2 separate regions of the Homo sapiens genome follow, and region 1 is linked to region 2. A link is a contact called in ENCODE Hi-C or POLR2A ChIA-PET data. All regions are on one chromosome and are shown on one strand. Each heading gives the region's core, a stretch centred on a gene start or an enhancer-like site at or near the end of the contact. The rest is flanking DNA. Distances are from core to core; before and after follow the strand shown.

Region 1 (2,700 bases), core at 53-2,552, 260 kb before region 2:
CTGCCTTGGCCTCCCAAAGTGCTGGAATTACAGGCGGGAGCCACCGCGCCCGGCCGAGGATGTCTGTTTTTATATCTTCCCTTAATCTTGAAAGAGATGAGCAGTTTCCTTCCCAGGGTGTTTTGTAGTCCTGAGATGCATAAACGGGAGAAATGAAAAAGCAGGTTCTTTGGAGTAAGAAAAATTTGAGTTCAAGTACAAGATGCAACCTTGAGTCATTTAGTGCACCTGGGCAAGTTAAGTAAGATATCTGGGCTTAAGTTGCCCTATCTAAAATTTAAAACAATGAAATTATTTTCCCAATGAAATTTTTTTATGATATAAGATAACATACGTAAGACTAATATTGTATAAAGCACTGTATAAATATTAAAGCACTTTGGGAGGCTGAGGCAGATGGATTGCTTGAGGACAGGAGTTCAAGACCAGCCTGGTCAACACAGCGAAACCCTGTCCATCTCTACTAAAAATATAAAAATTAGCCAGGCGTGTTGGTGCATGTTTACAATTTCAGCAACTCAGGAGGCTGAGGCATAAGAATTGCTTGAATCCAGGAGGCGAAGGCTGCAGTGAGCCAAGATCGCGCCACTGCACTCCAGGCTGGCCGACAGAGTGACTCTGTCTCAAAAAAAAAAAAAAAAAAAAAAAAAATTTAAACTAATTATTACCTATGCGTGGGAAAATCAATCAGTGTAGATGAAAACTCAAACTCAATATCTTCACGTTGATTAGAAGAAAGGTTCTAAAACCTTTAGAATAATCTAGAAATTTTTATCTGTTTCCTATGACACATCTGAAAGTCTACAGTGATGACCTTGTCAAAAGGAATCTTCTACACGAAGATACCAGAAGTGGTCGTGTCATAGTTGTTACACTTTCTTATTTTTGGCTTTGGACAATAATTGTAAAGTTTCTATTTCAGCTGAAAGCTTGTCTCCCTCCCCCAGGAAGGTTAGAGAAAGTCACCTTTGGCTTGAATTGCCTAATAATAACAGCAGCAGAGTATATTTCTAAGAGGTTTATGGCCTAAACAAAGTGCTCTCACATATCCTATATCAACTAGGGCAGAAGCTATGGCAATCAATGATACAGTGTAGGACACAAAAAAATACAGGCTAAGAAGAATGACAGAACTTGAAATCCTAAGCCACAAATCATCAAAACATGGCTTGCATATAGGTTAGAGGGGGCTAGAAGGTAAGTAGAAAGAGTCTTAAGTCTATCATTTGCCTGGCCTACAGAACACACACAAGGAAGCAAGATTTAGGAGCTCAGATCAGGTTCGGAGTCTGACAGGAAGCAAGAAGGGTGTAGAAAGGCTGGTGGGTAGCTAAGGTTTAAATAGGTCAATTGGCTTTAGAATCTGACAGGGAAGAGGCAGAAGAAATGAACACTGATGAAGCAGGAATAAGCAGCATTGTCTAGGAAGGATGGCTGGTGGGGACAGGAAGACAGAGGTGAGTAACCGGGATCAGACAGCTGGATCAAGGAACTGGACAGCACACCAGGAACTGCTGGGTTTGAGATTCAGACACGATGAAGATGGGTGCTGACTCTCAAAACTGTGGGAATTCAGGCACAACTGGAAGTCAGACCCTGATGGAACACCAAGCGGCAGAATTGAGATTTATTGAGCTGCAGATGAACTATGTAAATGAGCCAAGGGGGGAGGGGGATGATTTAAGTCAAATGTAAGCCTACTTAGGTAATCTCTGCTACTTTACTCCCCATTCAGATCTAGAACAGGCAGAAAGCTCTGGACAGGACATGTTCCCTGTAAAAGTAAACAGACATACATCATAGAACAGTGGTGTGGAATGTAAGGAATCCTTCTCAAAAAGCTGGTGTTCTTGGCCGGGCGCGGTGGCTCACGCCTGTAATCCCAGCGCTTTGGGAGGCCGAGGCGGGCGGATCACGAGGTCAGGAGATCAAGACCATCCTGGCTAACACGGTGAAACCCTGTCTCTACTAAAAATACAAAAAGTTAGCCGGGTGTGGTAGCCGGGTGGGCCCTGTAGTCTCAGCTACTCGGGAGGTTGAGGCAGGAGGATAGCGTGAACCCGGGAGCTTGCAGTGAGCCGAGATCGCGCCACTGCACTCCAGCCTGGGCGACAGAGCGAGACTCCGTCTCAAAAATAAATAAATAAATAAATAAAAATAATAAAAATAAAAGCTGGTGTTCTTGGGTAAGCTCTGGCTTCCTCACACCTACGATGGATACAATAGCTGCAGTTACCTAGCTCTTATACTGGCCAGGAAAAACACAAGTCAGTGAATCACAAAATACTCTATGAACTATACAGTGCCATATAAATACAAACTGACTTTTTATGCTTTGTGGATTAGGGCCCTAAAACCCAAAGTTCTTTTTTTGCCCAAAGTTCTTTTTTTCCCTACTCAGCGCCCTGGCTCTGTTCACTGCAGAAAGTCTTTTTGCAGTGGTGTTGGGCTTAGCCAGGCTGAAATGGAGCAGTTAGTTCATTTTCTGTGATAAGTATCAGTGCTTCCTGGCATCAGCATGGAGAGTTAAGAGTTAACAGGATGTGTTCTTAGGACCAGCTCTCCTCAGGAATGGCAACTCAAGCATCTTCCAAATTTAGTCTCACAAAGAAGAGTTAGATTACTATAGTGAGTAATAATGAGTCACGAGGAGCACAGTTTCATGCCCTTGCTAATGAACAATGCAGAGGAAGAGAACAG
Region 2 (2,700 bases), core at 180-2,679:
GAGAGACAACAGGGTCCAGAACCGCCAGGAGAGCACCCAGTGGGAAGGGGAGAGCTTCCCTTGCCTCCTCCAGAGGGACAGAGGCCCTGAGGTGTGGGAACCCAGGCCATGACTCACGTTTCTCAGGCGTGGGCTCTTGGCTAGCTCAGGGCTGGCTCCTTTGCTGGGCTCCCCATCATCCTCTGGCATGTCCCGAAGGTCACTCAGGTCACAGTCTACAGAGGGACAGGCCATTGGGCAAAGAAAGCCAAGGATGAGCAGCACAGACCAGGGGAAGAGGGCTGGATTTGGGGTCAGGAGGCCTGAGTGTGAGGTCGGGCTCCACCACCCCTCCGTTAGTAACCCTAAACAAATGACTTTTGACTCTGAAACTCATCTGTACGTGGTGGCAATGATGCCTGCCTTGTCTGTTTTCCAGGATTGTAGAGAGGATCAAATAAAATCATACTTGTTTTGGTACTTTGGAAATCTTTGAGGGTTATGCTATAAAGGCACAGTGTGCTCCCTAAGTCTATGAGTCCCCAAAACTCTCTCACCAAGGCCTGTAGCTTTCTTTCTGTGTTGAACAGAGCTGTCTTCCCTCAGGATAGGGCTAGGACGGCAGGTACTCTGCATGCAGCCAGCTCAGCTGCTCCCATGCCCGTGGCAGCCATGCAAGCTATCATTTCTGCTGAGCCACTGCATCGCTCAGCCCAGTGTCTCAAGTGGCAATCACCTGGGAGTGGCCGGTGAGGAAACACCCTAATGTGCCATGCCTTCTTTGGACTGCATGGTCATCCCTACCATTCCTCAAGTCTCTGAGCTGAATTCCTATTCCTATGCAGACTTTGATTAGACTTTCAGAGCTGGCAGAACCCAGAGGGGCCAAGGACTGGCCCAAAGCGACTTAATGATGCGATGTTAGAGCCAAGCCCAGCCCAGTCGGGGGACCCTTCTGCATACACAGGGAAAGAGGGATGGCTCCGTAGCTGAGGTTGGGAGAGGGTCACTTACCAAATTCTTCAAAGAGGGATTCCACGAAGCTGGGCCCCGAGTGGAGGTCTGCTGTGTTCACATACAGGTAGGAGACCTCCTTTGCTGTGAGGAAGAAGGGGGACATGCCAGCTGTGAAGGAGGAGGGACCAGGTCTCCCCCGTCCCACTCATACTTCTAGCCCACATGGGACACAGTGCTCACTTTGCAAAGCGCATTCAAGTCCTAAATTATTTCACTGGTTTTCAAACTTTGTTTTAGTTTTTACACTGTTATTGAGGATCTCTTTCTCCAAGTAAAAGGATGTCCAGAAGCCCAGTATGGAAACAGATTACTGGGGCTGTCAGGCGTATGCTAGGGTGTGTGCATGTCATGTGTCAGGTGTGGTGGGTGTGTGAGGGGCTGTGTGTGTTGTAGGTCAGTGTGGGGGGTATGTGGGTGTGTGTGTTCTATGTGAGTGTGTGTGTTCTGTGTGTGTGTGGAGGGCAGGGGTGAAGGAGTACAAAGAGCACAGCCAGGGCTGTCGGTGGGGAGGTGGGGCCCCAGTGGACAAGGACATTGGGCAAGAGCTCGCATGGAATGCATTGGACGCTGTGTCCAGGGCTTAGCCTTCCTCCTGCGGCAGCCCCTGGGGGTGGGGGTGGGGCGGAGGGTTCCTGCATGTTCTTGAGTCAGTGAAGGGAGGTTTTGTTGTCCTACATAAGTGGAGCTCCTCCAGGCAGGCTGCTGGCGGCTAACCTGGAAGGGGCTGCAGGCTCTGCAGGATGGAGGCCACGGCCATCTTCTTTTCCAGGGTGGTATCGCTGAGGTACTCGTGGTCCAGGAGGCTGAGCAGCCCGGTGAGCTCTGGGAGCAGCTGCTCCAGCACTGCGGAGGAAGGCAGACGGGCACAGTCACAGCTGCACAGTCACAGCTCTGTGCCCGGGAGTTCGGCCCCCCACCACCTAGAGTTGGGCGGAAGGGGTCAGAGGGCAGGTCCGGGTGTGCAAGCGGACCTGGGGGCTCTCAGCTGTCCCAGACCTGCCACGCAGCTCCCGTGAGAGGGTCCTGCTCAGTTAGTCCTGTGGTGTTTCTCCGGGTCTCCCCACTCTACCTCAGATGGCCTTGGCCCAAGGACTGGACCTCCCTGGGCTCATCTGGCAACCCTGAGCTCAGGCAGCCCCGAGCAGAGGTTCTCAGGCCTCCCTCTGTCCCAGATTGCCCTCTGCTTTGCTTGACCAGGGTCCTTTCTCACTGCAGCTCGAAGCTCAGCACAGGTCTCAGGCTGGAGCCCCTGGCCATCCAGGACACAGGCAGGAAAGAGAGCCTTCCTGTCCCATCAGTTCATGTGCTTCAATCTCTGGAACCTTCTGTTTCCGGTGCCTTGGCCACAGCCAAACTAAACATTAACCCTCCTCACTCCATGTTATCAGTGCCATTCTTTCTTTCCACGTGACACCAATGCTTCTCAAACTTGAGTGTGTGTAAGAATTACCTGGGGATCTTGTCAAAATGCAAATTCTGATTCAGGAGGTGTGCGGTGGGATCCGAGATTCTGCATTTCTGATCCGCACCAAGCTGCAGCTGATGCTGGTGGTCCTGGACCATCTGAGTTGCAAGATCCTAGAGCACAGAGTCCTTTAAGGACTTCAGTGTGCCAAGACCATGATGTCACTGATGTCTCCCTGTCCTGAAAAGTAACTTGGGACTTGGTTTGCCTTAGAGCCAAAGACCAGCTTCATCACAGTA

The links. A loop is a pair of places that touch in the nucleus more often than their neighbours do. ChIA-PET counts read pairs that join two places held with the same protein, here RNA polymerase II (POLR2A). Pooled maps may share reads with other maps.
Region 1: a loop to region 2 is called in a pooled map, with 2.0 times the contacts of the local background. The contact joins two enhancer-like sites. A Hi-C loop is called at or near these places in 2 of 50 pooled maps. POLR2A ChIA-PET finds 5 or more read pairs at or near these places in 3 of 52 experiments (CD4-positive, alpha-beta T cell, IMR-90 and OCI-LY7).

The regions. Positions count from the first base shown.
Region 1 is chr5:149,561,898-149,564,597 of GRCh38, reverse strand. It overlaps a transcript of ARHGEF37 not described here. Among named protein-coding and RNA genes, the nearest start is that of CSNK1A1, 12 kb to the right of the region's middle. Within about 2 kb of position 1,302, at least 11 of the 41 ENCODE cell types and tissues checked have a DNase peak (open chromatin) inside an H3K27ac peak, as active enhancers do.
Region 2 is chr5:149,298,648-149,301,347 of GRCh38, reverse strand. It overlaps AFAP1L1 (actin filament associated protein 1 like 1), which reads right to left. Exons shown (of 19, transcript NM_152406.4): 2 at 1,711-1,839; 3 at 994-1,077; 4 at 118-215. Among named protein-coding and RNA genes, the nearest start is that of AFAP1L1, 28 kb to the right of the region's middle. Within about 2 kb of position 1,429, at least 8 of the 41 ENCODE cell types and tissues checked have a DNase peak (open chromatin) inside an H3K27ac peak, as active enhancers do.